3 separate regions of the Homo sapiens genome follow, and regions 2 and 3 are each linked to region 1. A link is a contact called in ENCODE Hi-C or POLR2A ChIA-PET data. All regions are on one chromosome and are shown on one strand. Each heading gives the region's core, a stretch centred on a gene start or an enhancer-like site at or near the end of the contact. The rest is flanking DNA. Distances are from core to core; before and after follow the strand shown.

Evidence for each region. Hi-C counts contacts between places; a loop is a spot of excess contacts on that map. ChIA-PET counts read pairs that join two places held with the same protein, here RNA polymerase II (POLR2A). Pooled maps may share reads with other maps.
Region 2: a loop to region 1 is called in a map of endothelial cell of umbilical vein, with 2.0 times the contacts of the local background. The contact joins the enhancer-like site here to the promoter of ANO10 in region 1. A Hi-C loop is called at or near these places in 1 of 168 maps with a recorded cell type or tissue (endothelial cell of umbilical vein), 2 of 37 single-sample maps with no recorded cell type and 7 of 50 pooled maps.
Region 3: a map of B cell shows a loop between it and region 1 (5-fold over the local background). The contact joins the enhancer-like site here to the promoter of ANO10 in region 1. A Hi-C loop is called at or near these places in 1 of 168 maps with a recorded cell type or tissue (B cell), 5 of 37 single-sample maps with no recorded cell type and 4 of 50 pooled maps. POLR2A ChIA-PET finds 5 or more read pairs at or near these places in 1 of 52 experiments (PC-9).

What each region holds. Positions count from the first base shown.
Region 1 is chr3:43,619,831-43,624,481 of GRCh38, forward strand. ANO10 (anoctamin 10) reads right to left here and starts at 2,181. Exons shown (of 13, transcript NM_018075.5): 1 at 2,079-2,181. RefSeq lists a silencer at 1,895-2,394 and enhancers at 2,450-3,102, 3,103-3,755.
Region 2 is chr3:43,177,971-43,182,621 of GRCh38, forward strand. No RefSeq gene overlaps it. Among named protein-coding and RNA genes, the nearest start is that of POMGNT2, 74 kb to the left of the region's middle. RefSeq lists enhancers at 1,087-1,381, 1,147-1,441, 2,148-2,207, 3,840-3,889. Within about 2 kb of position 2,266, at least 16 of the 41 ENCODE cell types and tissues checked have a DNase peak (open chromatin) inside an H3K27ac peak, as active enhancers do; they include endothelial cell of umbilical vein, where a contact is called at or near this core.
Region 3 is chr3:44,043,181-44,047,831 of GRCh38, forward strand. The region is part of intron 2 of LOC124909489 (a long non-coding RNA gene); the gene reads left to right. Among named protein-coding and RNA genes, the nearest start is that of MIR138-1, 69 kb to the right of the region's middle. RefSeq lists an enhancer at 2,803-3,042. Within about 2 kb of position 2,856, at least 5 of the 41 ENCODE cell types and tissues checked have a DNase peak (open chromatin) inside an H3K27ac peak, as active enhancers do; they include PC-9, where a contact is called at or near this core.

The DNA of each region.
Region 1 (4,651 bases), core at 931-3,430:
ACGCACTGCAGTTTGGGCAACAGAGTGAGACCTTGTCCAAAAAAAAAAAAAAAAAAAATCCTCTTCCACCCAAAATTCCGTAATTTCCTAACACATACACACAAAAACTCATACACATTAAAAATAACAGTTTTGGATTCACACATGACATGAGATTTATTGTGAGCTTTTAACCATTAAAACAAAGGTTTACTGCTTATAAAAACAGAAGGCTAGAGACAATTTAACTGACAGATGAGAAAAAGGCTTAGTACAGCTCTCATGCAAGCCATGACAAATATATCCATTTGAGGAACACTGATTTTTCACCTCCAAGCACAGTACTAGGCACATAACTAAAACTCTAATATTTAAAAAAAGAATGAATCCACATGATGAATGATTATACAAGCATTTTCAAAGATGTTTAAGAAGAATTTGATCCACAAAAATGCTAAGTGAGAAAATGTAAGGTGGAAAGAAAAAGCAAAAGTATGAAGTAATATAACAATATTACCCCAATTAGGTAACAATACTACCCTAATTTTGTGTACATTCATATACACAAAAATACAAAAATTAGGAAGAAATGCATCAAAATGTTATTACATGTGGCAAAACTACAGATTTTAATTTTCATCCTTATAATTTTCTCTGTCTTCCAAGTTGTCTACAATGAAAAAAGTTGGCCAGCACAGTGGCTCACGTCTGTAATCCCAGCACTTTGGGAGGCCGAGGTGGGAGGATTACCTGAGGTCAGGAGTTCAAGACCAGCCTGGCCAACATGGTGGAACCCCATCTCTACTAAAAACACAAAAATTAGCCGGGCATGGTGGCAGGCGCCTATAATCCCAGCTACTCGGGAGAATCGCTTGAACCCGAGAGGCGGAGGTTGCAGTGAGCAGACATTGTGCCACTGCACTCCAGCCTGAGCGACAGAGCAAGACTCCGTCTCAAAAAAAACAAAAAGAAAAAAGTTTCAGTGGGTTTAAGTGCATTTACACACTTCAATTTATCAAGACTTTTCTATGCCCTTCCATTATTTTAGATCTTTCAAATTTCATTCATCTGCAACTCTACGATTCTTTCAGCAACAGCTGTTCAGAACAGATGATTTACTTTCCATAGCGAATTTTAAACTGTTTATCATGCAGAATGGGCCCTTAGAAAACATCTAGTCCTCTAGATTTGTATGACTTTAAATTAAAAGTAGACACTACAAAGTGGATTTAACCGCTTTAAACCCCACAGGATTAGATTTAAACTCCGCAGGATTTAAGGCAATATGATACAACTGTGTCTTGAGTCTGAATAAACCTCAGCTGCACTTTTTAAGTCTGGGATCTCCATACACCGTCCTGCTGGAATATAAGGTTTTACAGAAGGCAGCGCACACCAATGCTGGTGCTGTGAAGGCACCCACAAAATCAGACGCTGCCTATAGGGGAGAACCCCATTCCATCCACGTTTCTCAGGTGTCCCAGGCACTAGCCAGACAGGTATCTATTATTTAAACTGTACAGTATGTCCCAGTCAAAAGCCTGGAAACTCAGTCACCTCGATGTGAGCATTATCCTGCAAGCCCGCTCCGGCCAAACCTGCTTGGAGACAGCCTAGTCCGCCCTGATCCCCGGACTGCCCGGGAAGCAAGAACCCCGGGACCCGCGAGCTGACCCTTCTAAAAACCACCCTTCACTCCGCTCCGCCGACCACCCCACTCACTGCCTCCTTCCCCAAAGCGCTGAGGCCCCCAACATCCTCCATCCTGACTTCACCAGCCCCAAATTTCCGCCTCACCGCCTTTCTCTCAGGACTCAAACCCTCGCCCCAGACCCATAATCCCCTCCACAAACCTCTCCCCTCCCCTGCGACCGCCGCTCCCCGCAACACCTTCACTCGTCCCTGCCCCCACAGCCCCCGCGCCCATCCTGGTCCCACTTCCCATCCCCAGGGGTGCTGGCACCGGGAGGCGGCCCGGGAACGCAGGGCGGCGACCAGGCGGAGCTCCTGGAGCCTGCAGCGGCCGGGGCTCTGTGGCTGCAAGGGGCCGGGCTCTGCTGCGGACAGCTGGGGGGTCCGAGGTGCCCTCCCCGACTCACCAGCCGCCGCAGCGCTCCACGTCTTCGGAGGCGGGTCCGAGAGCCGGCGAGAACCGGAGGCCGGGCGAAAGAGTGCTCGGTGCGGGGGGCGGGCCAGGCCAGTGGGGCGGGCGCCGCCGAGCGCTGGGCGTGGCGGACGCGGCGGGGCCTAGATGCGGTCACACGCAGGGGGGCGGGGCCGCGGCGGGAGAGGCGGGGCCTCACTGGGCGGTAGCTCCGGGAGGGGCGGAACTGCGGTGGGAGGGGCGGGGCCTCACTGGGCGATCGTAGTGGACGAGAACCTAGACTGGAACCGGTCCGAAGAAAAAAAGGCAGCCCTCATTGGGCTGTCGCCTGGAACAGGAGACCAGGCCGGGAGAAAGGGAGGGGCGTGCCTAACGTACTGTACCACCCATCGAAATCCGGACGGCAGCGGGAGAGGCGCGGCCGAGAAGGCAGAGGCCTGGTTGGGCTGTCACTCCGAGCCGGGGCGGCATGTGGCTGGGCTCTCCAACCGCGAGCGGTCGGGGCAGGGGAAAGGAATACGCCCCTTCACATTTCCCTCTTCCATCTCTTAAAGACCAGAACCTAATTTTCTGGTCACTTTCAGGTATAAGAACAAGTCTCATTTTAACTGTAGCTCACTTTCAAGTTGTGAAAAACGCAGATCCTTTTATAATTAAAACCTAACATCCAACCACAGCCAAATCCCAAAACCCTTGCTCCTCCTAGAAATCGCCAGACACCTTTCCACCTCCAGGCTCAGAGTCTGCCCCAGCCATTCCTTCTGCCCAGAAAGCTCTTCCCTCGGTTGGCTGCTTGGCTCACTTCCTCACCTCCCTCAGTGTTTGCTGGGCTCTCACTTTCTCCCTGAGGCCCTTTCTGACCATCCTACTTAATACCTGTTCTCATCTGCTCCTCACCCCACCATTTCCTTACCTGCTCTCCTATTTCTTCTGTCCACCACACTTTTTGACTTTTTGTTGTTGTTGTTTTGAGATAGAGCCTCGCAATGTCACCCAGGCTGGAGTGCAGTGGCGCAGTCTCGGCTCACTGCAACCTCCGCCTCCCGGGTTCAAGCGATTCTCCTGCCTCAGCCTCCTGAGTAGCTGGGATTACAGGCGCGCACCATCATGCCCAGCTAATTTTTGTATTTTTTGTAGAGACAGGGTTTCACTATGTTGGCCAGGCTGGTCTAGAACTCCTGACCTCAGGTGATCCGCCTGCCTCGGTTTCCCAAAGTGCTGGGATTACAGGCGTGAGCCACCGCGCCCTGCCGGCTTTAAGTGTTTTTAGTTACCCAGGGTCTACCACAGTCTGAAAATAGGTGAGGCCAGAACAATAAGATATTTGGAGAGAGAGAGAGAGACCATATTCACCTTTTATTACAGTCTATTTTTATAATTGTTCTATTTTATTATTATTCATTGTTGTTAATCCCTTACTGTACCTAATTTATAAATGAAACTTTATCATAGTATGTATGTATGTGTAGGAAAAAACATAGTATACATAGAGTTTTATACTATCCTCAGTTTCAAGCATCCACTGTGGATCTTGGAATGTATCTCCCACAGATAATGGAGGATTACCAGCCCCAATGTTTAGAACAGTGTTAGGTCCATAGCAGACAAGCAATAATTCTGAAATGAAAAATTTAAAAAATGAATGAACACTTTCTGCCTCCATACATCCAGCTTTGGCCAGATCAATGCCTCAACAAACTGCAGTGCGGAGAAGGCTGGTCTGTTCTTTACTCCCCACCCTTCTCTGGGTCTTCCAGGTTCCAGGCAGGAGGCAGGGAAACTAAAAGAAAGGAGCAGAAGACTCGTTACTTGGTAGGAGCAGTTTGTCATTCTTTCTAGTCCTCCGATGCTATCATGGCAGCTCACAACATTATTAACCAGTTTTTGTGCAGCTATCTTTTTGTAGGTCCTGTGTGGTTATGTTCAGAAGTTCTCTCTTTCTTCTGAAAATCAGGACAAATTATTTATGAACTTCAATAAGTTTAGACATGAATTACTCCTTAGACTTTTGTTTTTAAATTGTACTCTTCTTATCTTCTCATCCTAGAACGCACGGCCATCCTCCATATAATTTCATTTTCTTATATTTATGTGGCTGGAGGAATTAGGAAGAAAAATGAATGGAAATATAAAAGTCATTTTCTCTTGTATAATCTTATTTCATCTCCACAATTAACAAATTAAAACTTTCTGTTAAGTATAGCAAATTGTTGGACAGCATAAATGGCAAACCTGAGTTAATGACATAGATCCCTATATAGTAGTCCCCCTTAGCCACATTTCAATACCCCCACTGGATGCCTGAAACCACAGATAGTACTGAACCCTGTATATATTATGTTTTTTCGACCTGATAGCCTAGATGGCTGCTAAGTGACCAAAAGGTATGTAGCATTGATATAGTTTGGATCTGTGTCCTCACTTAAATCTCATGCTGAATTGTAATCTCCAGTATTGGGGGTGGGGCCTGGTGCAAGGTGATTGGATCATGGGGGTAGATTTCTCATGAATGGTTTAGCACCATCCCCTTGGTGCTGTCCTCGAAATAGTGAGAGACTTTTCACAAGA
Region 2 (4,651 bases), core at 1,016-3,515, 440 kb before region 1:
ATATTATTTTGATTTTTGAACCATGTGAGTGACTACTTATCAAACGAACTTAAATTGGAAATAATCTGTTCTACCCCTAAGTCTGATGATTTGGAGGTAACCAGTTTGATGCTGTCCAGACCTTTTACCAAGGAAGCTCCCAATTTTCTTTTTCTTTCTTTCTTTCTTTCTTTCTTTCTTTCTTTCTTTCTTTCTTTCTTTCTTTCTTTCTTTCTTTCTTTCTTCTTTCTCGCTCTCTCTCTTTTTTTTTCACTCTGTCGCCCAGGCTGGAGTGCAGTGGTGCGATCTTAGCTCACTGCAGCCTCTGCCCTCCAAGTTCAAGTGATTCTCCTGCCTTAGCCTCCCGAGTAGCTGGGATTACAGGTGCCTGCCACCGCACCTGGCTAATTTTTTGTATTTTTAGTAGAGACGGGGTTTCACCATCTTGGACAGGCTAGTCTTGAAATCCTAACCTCGTGATCCACCCACCTCGGCCTCCCAAAGTGCTGGGATTACAGCTGTAACCACCACGCCCGGCCGGAAGCTCTCAATTTTAACTCAAAAAATCCACAGCACCGAGGGAAGCAGCTCCTCCAAGCTGGCTGCATGAAGCAGGGCCACAGCCGACTGTCCCATCTGCTTCCCTGCTCCTGCCCTCCTAGAGCTCTGGCCTCAGCCATGGCATCCTAGAGATGGTGTTGCGGGGTTTGTCAACTGACCAGAAGAGAGAGCAAAATTAAATTACATATGAAGGTTGACTGTGGAAAACAAGAGGAGCCAATGTTGAGTAGCAGCATCTCAGTGAGACAGATGATGGCATTGCTTATGGTAACCCTCATCTTGAGAGGGGCTGTTCAGTCTGTGAGGTGCACCACTGGAAGCTTCCAAAAGGCCCAGCAAGACCCATTTCTGTGGCTGACTTGCCATGTGAAACACCCCAGGCATGTGGCCTGCACCTGGAGATGCCACACCCATGCCACCACCACCGTCACCCCGTACACCTTTTGTAAGTGTGCCCCCTGGGGCCTGGCACCAGAGACACACAGATCATGAGCGCAGAACCATACCTGGAGAGGCGCCTCCTGCAACATGAATATTCAACCTCACAGAGAATTTTGACCTTTGCTATTTCTCATTGGCTTTGTGGAATAATCAGAGGAGCCAGCGTGAGAACAAGGCTGGCATTCACAAAGCTTAGCTCTCATTTCCTCATTAATCCTCCGAGTCAGCATTACGAGGCAGGGAGAGGTCAAACACGATTATTGCCTTCATCCAGAACGGTAGGGTAATGGCCTGCCCTGTGTCATGCATGAGTCACAAGCAGAGTGGGGTCTAACCGTGATCTTTGGACCTTGGCTCCTGATTGCAATGGGAAGGTAGAGGTCACAGATGCACAGATTGGCAGAACAGTTACCTGAGCAGTGTGACTTCAAGTTCAAGGCAAAGATCTTCCTCTATGGTTCTGTCTACTGTTGCCCAAGTGGCTACCATTGGTCCTCCTTTGGTGTTAAGCATAGTTTACAGCCAGTATTTCCTAAATGGCCAGAATAGTTCATGGCCAATATTTCCCAAGTGTCTTGGACCAGGGGCTTGCTTTTGGCACTCCTGGTCCAAAATATTTGGGAAATACAGGCCGAGCGGACAGCTGGAGCTGCCTGAAGCATCGCTCCTGGGCCTTGGTAAAAACATCACCTCAATCTGTTCAAATGTTCCCCAAGCTCAGTTCATCAGTCTGGCTGAGTCCTGGGCAGACACGTAGGAAAAGTCCATTTTACTTCGGTAGGAGGGAGTCGCAGATGGCTCTGTGGAGAGATGGGGCCCACCCATCTCAGAGGCAGAAATGAGAGCAGGATGAATCCATGTCTGGGGCAGAAGCCGTGGAGGGAGACAAATGGCATGCAGGTCCTCCAAAAGCCAGCCAGGGGCCCCCTAGGCCGCACCCTGCCTCCAACTCACACTTAGCTTTTGGTGAAAGGCTTTTCCCTGTCTCTTCCAATTATTGCTCTTTTACCTTGTGCTAGGCTCTGGGATAAATCATTTTCATGTATTCTCACAATTTCCAGTGAAAATCTGACACTCAGAGAGGTGAACTGCTCATGCTTGCATAGCTGGGAAATGGTTGAGGTGGAATTTGAACTCCTGTCTGGCTGGAGTCTAAATGTTCCTGCTTCTCAGAACATTCCTATACATTTATTCACGGACCTAAACAAGTTGTGGGGAGGGAGAGGAAGAGGAATGAAGGGGACCAGCTCCGAGGCAGAGAGGAAATGGTGAGGTGGAGACACAGGAAATCCTGACTGTGTATGTATATGCTGTCAGCACGTAAACTGAGCTATTTTAAGGTCAAGGCCAGGGTGCAGCCCAACAGAATTGCGAAAGCAAAATGTGTTTGCTTCTGCAGTTGGCTTTTTAAATACATTTTTCTTTATTAATTGGAGCACTGGTGAACATCTGGGTCATCCTAAATTAGGCCTTTGACATTTGAAAAAATAATCTCAGGTAACAGAGTAAATGGTTCAGGCTCTGTGGCCAGAAGTCTCCTGGTCTCTGACATCCAATCTGTTTCTGCTCACCTGGTCCCTCTTTTTAATAAACTTGCTGGAAAGAGCTCCAGAGAAAAGGGGACCGTCCTGAGAAACTGTGGCCGAGCAAATGCAGCAAAAGACAGGTCCAGCAGAAGTTGGTGGCCACAAATCCAGCAGCCCCTGCAGACAAAGTCCTTAGATAGTTGGGCTCATGTGACTCTTCTGCATACCCCATGGGCAGCATCTGCAAGGGGGTCGTGGGAGTTCTATAGCCCTGTGTGCCCTTTAGGGCGTAGGATCCCCCAACCCTCCACCAAAGCTTCCCATGCAAGTCGAGCTCAAATGCCCACCAATTACAGCCACTGTCACTCCCAGCTCTGGCATGCTAGGTGACCTTGAATAAGTTACTTAACTTCTCCATCCCTCTGTTTTCTTATCTGTAAGATGAGTGTGATAATAACATAAGTGACCTTATGGGGTTGTGATGGGATAAAATGAGACAATACAGGCAAGGCGCTTGAACAGTTCGGGGCACACTGAGCACCATGCAAGCATGTGCGATTCTTCCTTGTTCTGGCTGTGGAGAACATGGGGGAGGGAGGATTGATTGCACACCTTCTGTGTGTCAGAGGGTTTCCACAGATGACCTCTAATGCTTCCTATAATCCCTTAAGAAAGGGGTCATCACCAAAGTTTACAGTTAGGGCACCAAGTCTCGGAGGGGATCAGTAACTTTGCCTAAGGTCACAGGGTTTGGAGACACGTGTCAGGGTTTGTACTCACATAACCCTGACTTCAAAATCTATTATCTGAGTCATTCCACACCTCCTCCCTAAACCACACCTGGCCCGAATTACGTGTAACACCTGCTCAGATGGTTTGGTGATTAAACCGCAGCCTTGGGGGCAGGATCTGGGAAGCTGGACCATGCTCACTCATGACTCCCCGGGATGGGTCTTTTCTATCATTCACAGTTCCCGTTGGTGGCCCAGTGTGGAGTGACCAGAGATGTCACGTTAAGGGAACTGAAAAGTGAGAACAAAGCTAGAAGAGGAGATGGGATCTTGAGGGCAGGAAGGGACACATTCCAGCAGAAACATTCCTGTGTTTTTGGCCTGGCTTTTCACCTGTCCCCCAGGAAAGCTGGCCCCAGGCAGAGTGACACGTGTGAGGAGACTCCTAGGAAAGTCACTCCCTGTGACCGAGGCACCTCCCTGGGCTGGTCCTTGCACCTGTCATCTCATGCACTCTCTACGGGAACTAATGATGATGATTATGCATTTTATAGAGAGGTCACTGAAGCGCATTAAAGTGAAACAAGTTGCTCCAAGCCACACGGCGGAGGAAGATTCAACCTTGAGTCTGGGGTTCAAAGTCTCTGCATTTTCTATGACAGATCCCTTCGCGATAGCAATGGCGCTGCTCGTATAATAGATAATATGTGATAGGGCACTGGCCAAGGCTGGGCTTCTATCAGGGACAAACCCAGGGACAATAACCTATGGGTTATATTCTTTTTATTTTCATTTATTTATTTTTTAATTTTAATTTTTTTTTTTTTTTTTGAGAAGGAGTCTCGCCTTGTCACCCAGCCTGGAGTGCAGTGTCACAATCTCTGCTCACTGCAACCTCTGCCTTCCAGGTTCAAGCAATTCTCCTGTCTCAGCCTCCCAAGTGGCTGGGACTACAGGCGCACATCACCACACCCAGCTAACTTTTGTATTTTTAGTAGAGATGGGGTTTCACCATATTGGTCAGGCTGGTCTCGAACTCCTTACCTCAGGCGATCCACCTGCCTCTGCCTCCCACACTGCTAGGATTACAGGCTTGAGCCACTGTGCCTGGACATATTGTCTTTTTAGACTCTTGTCCCTGAGAGGGACAAGAGGAAACCAAGGGGGCTGGGCTTCTAGGAGGAAAGAGGACATGAAAGCACAGGAGACAGAGAGACAGATAAGTTAAGGAAGAGGAGAAAGGCAAGGAGAAAGAAGAAAATTGGGGAAACAAAGGGAATATATAGACTGTGGGAATGAGTGAGAGACAGCTAGAGCCTAACACAGCCTGCTTGCAAAGCGACAATCTGGGCCTCTGTACTTGATACCTGCCCTGTTCCTGCACCCAATGCTCCAGGAGCTTCATGGTCATCC
Region 3 (4,651 bases), core at 1,606-4,105, 420 kb after region 1:
CTTAGTCAGGAAAAAAAGCTTTTGTCCATTTCAGCCTCCTCTCCTTGCTCCAAGTTGTTCCATGTAGGGTACAGGTGGGAGATTCTGGTTCTGGAGGTAGAAGAGAACTTTATTTATATTTTCAAAGTAGCCGTATAAAAGCAAAGCCTGACTTTAGGGCCAGTGTTTGATGTCAAAGCAGCAAGGCAACAAACTTTCATTAAGTTACCTCCAATGTTTACTTGCGAATTTTGGAAGAAGCCTGCCAGTGTTTGAGGATTGTAAAAATCCACTTGACATCATCTTCATTGACATCTGGACGGGCAAAACGCAGGTTATGAAAGTCAGCTGGCTGGCACATGCAGGGTGAGTGTTTGGGGCTGGATATGATGAGGGGATTTCGCTGGGTTAGGAAGCTAACTCTGGTGCTTCTGAGTACCTAGAAGCGGGCAGTAGAGAGCAGAGCACCAGCTGTCCTCTTCTCCCCACGTGGCTATGTGTCCAGGGCACATTAAATGATGGGCCAGTCCTACCAAGGGTAACTCCTACCTTCTTGCCTCCCACAGCCGCTAGACACAGCCCTGCTTTTGGTATAGGGACTTCATGGAGTTGAGCCCTTTCTGCAGCATGGAGAAAACCTTCCTCAGAGTTCCTACCTGTTACTTTCCTACAGACTAGAACATGCAGAGAATTCCAGTAATTTCCAACCCATAAACCTCACCACCCTGTAGCCAACATGCAAACCTCCCTTCTTAGTGTCACCGAAGCATGCCACTCAGAATGGCAGATGGCAGGTCATTCCAACCAATAGGCGTGGGTTTCTGGGCCAGAAACTCTGAGGAATATGCTGCCTTTTCCTTAATGGCTATAAGGACAGGGGAAACCAGAGAAGTCGTTTTTGTGGTATTTCATGAGCATGCACGGTGCTGTTATTTTCCTGGTTTTAACATAATAGGACTTGTTGCTTTATGTTTTCATATATTCTTCTTGAGAAATCAAAGTCATTCTTTGTATACAGTGGTTTCCATTGAAACATTATCCAGCACACATTTCTAGACATCTGTAGTCAGTTTCTCAAGGTAGTGTTCAGTTATGATACCCATAAAAAGTGAGACCCCTTTAACTTGGTTCTCTCCAAAGCTTAAACTCATATTGTTCACTATAACAGATGTCCACAGAGTGTGCACCATGTCCAGATAGCTGTGCTCAGCACTGGATTAATTCTGATCAATTAAAAGGTGATTCTGCCCCATTATTAATGATTTAGAATTTGATATCTTCATATAGAAGAACAAAGATTATATTTTAACCTATCTTAGCAGATACATTATTTTTGGGTATTTTCTTTTTTCACATTGGTAATCTTTTTTTTTCTTTTCAAATCCAGTCATGCTTTAAAAAAGTAAGGAAGGAGGCCAGGAGCAGTGGCTCACGCCTGTAATCCCAACACTTTGGGAGGCCAAGGTGGGCGGATCACCTGTTAGGTCAGGAGATTGAGACCATCCTGGCTAACACGGTGAAGCCCCGTCTCTACTGAAACCCCGTCTCTACTAAAAATACAAAAAATTAGCTGGGCGTGGTGGTGGGTACCTGTAGTCCCAGCTGCTCTGGAGGCTGAGGCAGGAGAACGGCGTGAACCCAGGAGGCGGAGCTTGCAGTGACCTGAGATCTGGCCACTGCACTCCAGCCTGGGCGACAGAGCGAGACTCCATCTCAAAAAAAAAAAAAAGTAAGGAAGGAGACTCTGTGTCCTACTTAAAACCACCTCTAGTTTCCTCACTGCCTGCAGGGTAGAATGAAAATGCCTTAGCTTGCGTGGTGCTTCCCAGGCAGGCAACCTTTTCCTTTGGGCCTAAGCACTTTGGACTTGTCACCCTTCCCAGTCACACTGTGCTTCTGTGCACCCCACGAGCTGATTGCTGTGCTGGGAATGGCCCTCCAGCCCCAGCTGCACAGGCTGACCAGTTCCCTCACCCATCACTACCTGGCCCCAAGGGCCAGGCCCCCACCGAAACCTTTCTGCACCCATGTTAAGCATTCCTCCACAACCTCCTGCAACGTGTTCAGACCCTCGTGAGAGCACCCTAGGTTGATGTTCTCTGCTCACCTTCTTTTTTTCTCACTGGTCTGTGAGCTCTTTGAAGTTAGAAGGCATCATTACTTTCATCTGTCTTTCCAGCATCTAGTAAAAATAAATAAATAAATAAAGCCTCTAAAACAAACCACTAGAACATATAGGCTTACGTCTGTACCTCAATAATGAACTCCAGGCTATCAAGTGATCATTCGTTTGCTCATTCATTCTTCAGCAGAGGGACTGTGTTCTTGCTTTCTGCTAGCACTGGATGTTAGATGAGGTGCTGGGAACCCCAGACACTCTTAGAGCTTCTACTTGGCAAAGATGGAATTGAAGGTTAACAGACATTTTATGAGACTTGGTTTTGGAGTCACATTAGTTTAGGGTTGATTATTTTTTAAACTTCTAATCTCCCCAGAATTGAACTTAATGAGCTATCCCCTGTCACTCAGAACTTGTTTGGAGGAACTAGAAAACCATGCAGATTCTCAGCATTTTTTATTCACGATTTTAAAGGCAAATCTGGATGTGGCATTACACCGAGGTGTTTTTAGCTTTCCTGAATGTCCTAATTGACATCAAATTTTTATGAAAACATTCCAAAACCTATGATTATTATTACTCTGACCACTGTTTATATTTGAGTGCTGAGCAGAAAAAGAAGAATCACCAAAGCTTTTCTATTTAGTCATCTTCTAGACAAACCATATGAAAAAATAGGGAAGTGCTTCATTCGCAGAGGTTCCTTGGCCCTCAGCCAACTGTGAAGTCCCCAGTCACAGCCACCCTGAGCCTCTCTGTGGGAAGGGACTTTCAGCCCAGGAAAGAATGAGTTCCTGCTGGTGACCTGCCAGGTGCAGATGGTTGAGTCCACTGTACACATCTGGTTGGGGGTTTCCAAGGTGCTGGCTGGTGGAGCCCTTATGCATGCGAGGGGGTGAATGGTGGAGATTTCTGGATCCCTGCCCAGGAAGCCTCCCAGGTAGCAAATTAACATCAGCCATATTATGCTGGCCACTTTTTTCTCTCTGGTGTTTAAACTCTAGATCTCCAAAGTCAGGCACACACAAGATAACCCAGTGTGGTACAGGAAAAATACAGACCATTGGACTAGAACAGTTCCATTCTCATACATTTGATAATGGACTTAACATGTAAGTATACATGCACCCACTTTATGAATAAATATGCGTAAGTCTGTGTTATGATTAGTCTCTTTTACCATTGAGGTCATGTGCTCAAACAAGTTTAGAGACTCCTTTGTTAGCCAGTCACCATTAATATAGAACAGAAAAGATTAATTTTTGGTGGAATGGATGAAAATATTAAGAGGTTTCAAACTAAGTATCAATTTTATAATCAATTGTAGAGATTCCTTTGTTAGCCAGTCACCATTAATATAGAACAGAGAAGATTAATTTTTGGTGGAATGGATGAAAATGTTAAGAGGGCTTCAAACTAAGTATCAATTTTACAATCAAGTATGATAATCTTCCTTGCAGCATTGTATGGTATGTTGGTGTGAACTTGGTAGCCCTTGGGTTATTTCCTGCAGAAGTCTAAGGGTGTGAGATGTAACATTTTCCGTATATTGTTAGCCTCTGTATGTGCATAATAGAGTGAAGAACTTCCTGAAGGGGGTACAACACAGCTAGTGTTATCATTCTATATCCAAAAATGGCAGAGGGAGAAAGTCAAAGGGACCACCATTAATATTTTGCTGTTTCAGTATTCTTTCTATAAGTATTTGCATACATTTTTGGTTTACTAAATTATGATTATGTTGAACAGTGTTTTATAATCCAGTTTTTTTCACTGTGTATTTTTCCTTGTCAAAGGGTGAGAATAAGACAATAGATTCATGATTGTGAAGGTCATTTTCGGTGGTTCGACCTCTTAGTTCTGAGACTCAGCCCCTGGAAAGTCTGCCCTTGTTGCTTGCACTTGCTTTGTAAATCCAAAAACCCAACTGCTTTGCAGGCAGAACTACAGCCTCCACATGCACCATGATTCAGGTAGACCAGGAGTGCCTTCTCCTTTCTGTACTAAAAACACCTGAGAAAACCATATTGAGAGGAGAAGGCTTTGAAAGATGCATAGACTTGACCTGAACCTGGAAGTCCTCCCAGCCAGGTGGGACCTTAGGATCCCCAGGCTGAGCTGTAACCAGCTGTGCCAAGCAATGACCTACTTCTTCCAGTTCCAAGTTCTCCATCAAAAGAATTCTGACTGCTTCAGAGAAAATTCTTGTCCCTCTACCCCCACCACAGACATAGGCACTAGGTAATATTGACATGTGAAATAAACTTCCATGGGTATCCTTTGATTCCAACAAAACTAAGAACAAACATCTTGGATATGAAAATAAAGCATGAAGGTACTTAGTAACTGCCACCAGTATTAATAGGACACGATTAATGGGAACCACTAAGGGCCATGGCATAGACAAAGTAGGCTGCCCACCATGAGCAGTTCCCTGGCAGTCACCAAAATTCACCCCCTTTCCCACTCCAGCAGGCTCGTCGGAATGCAAGGGATGTGATTATATGGGTAGACTTGGCAATGATATTTTTAGAAGCCAATCTTATTCTTAAA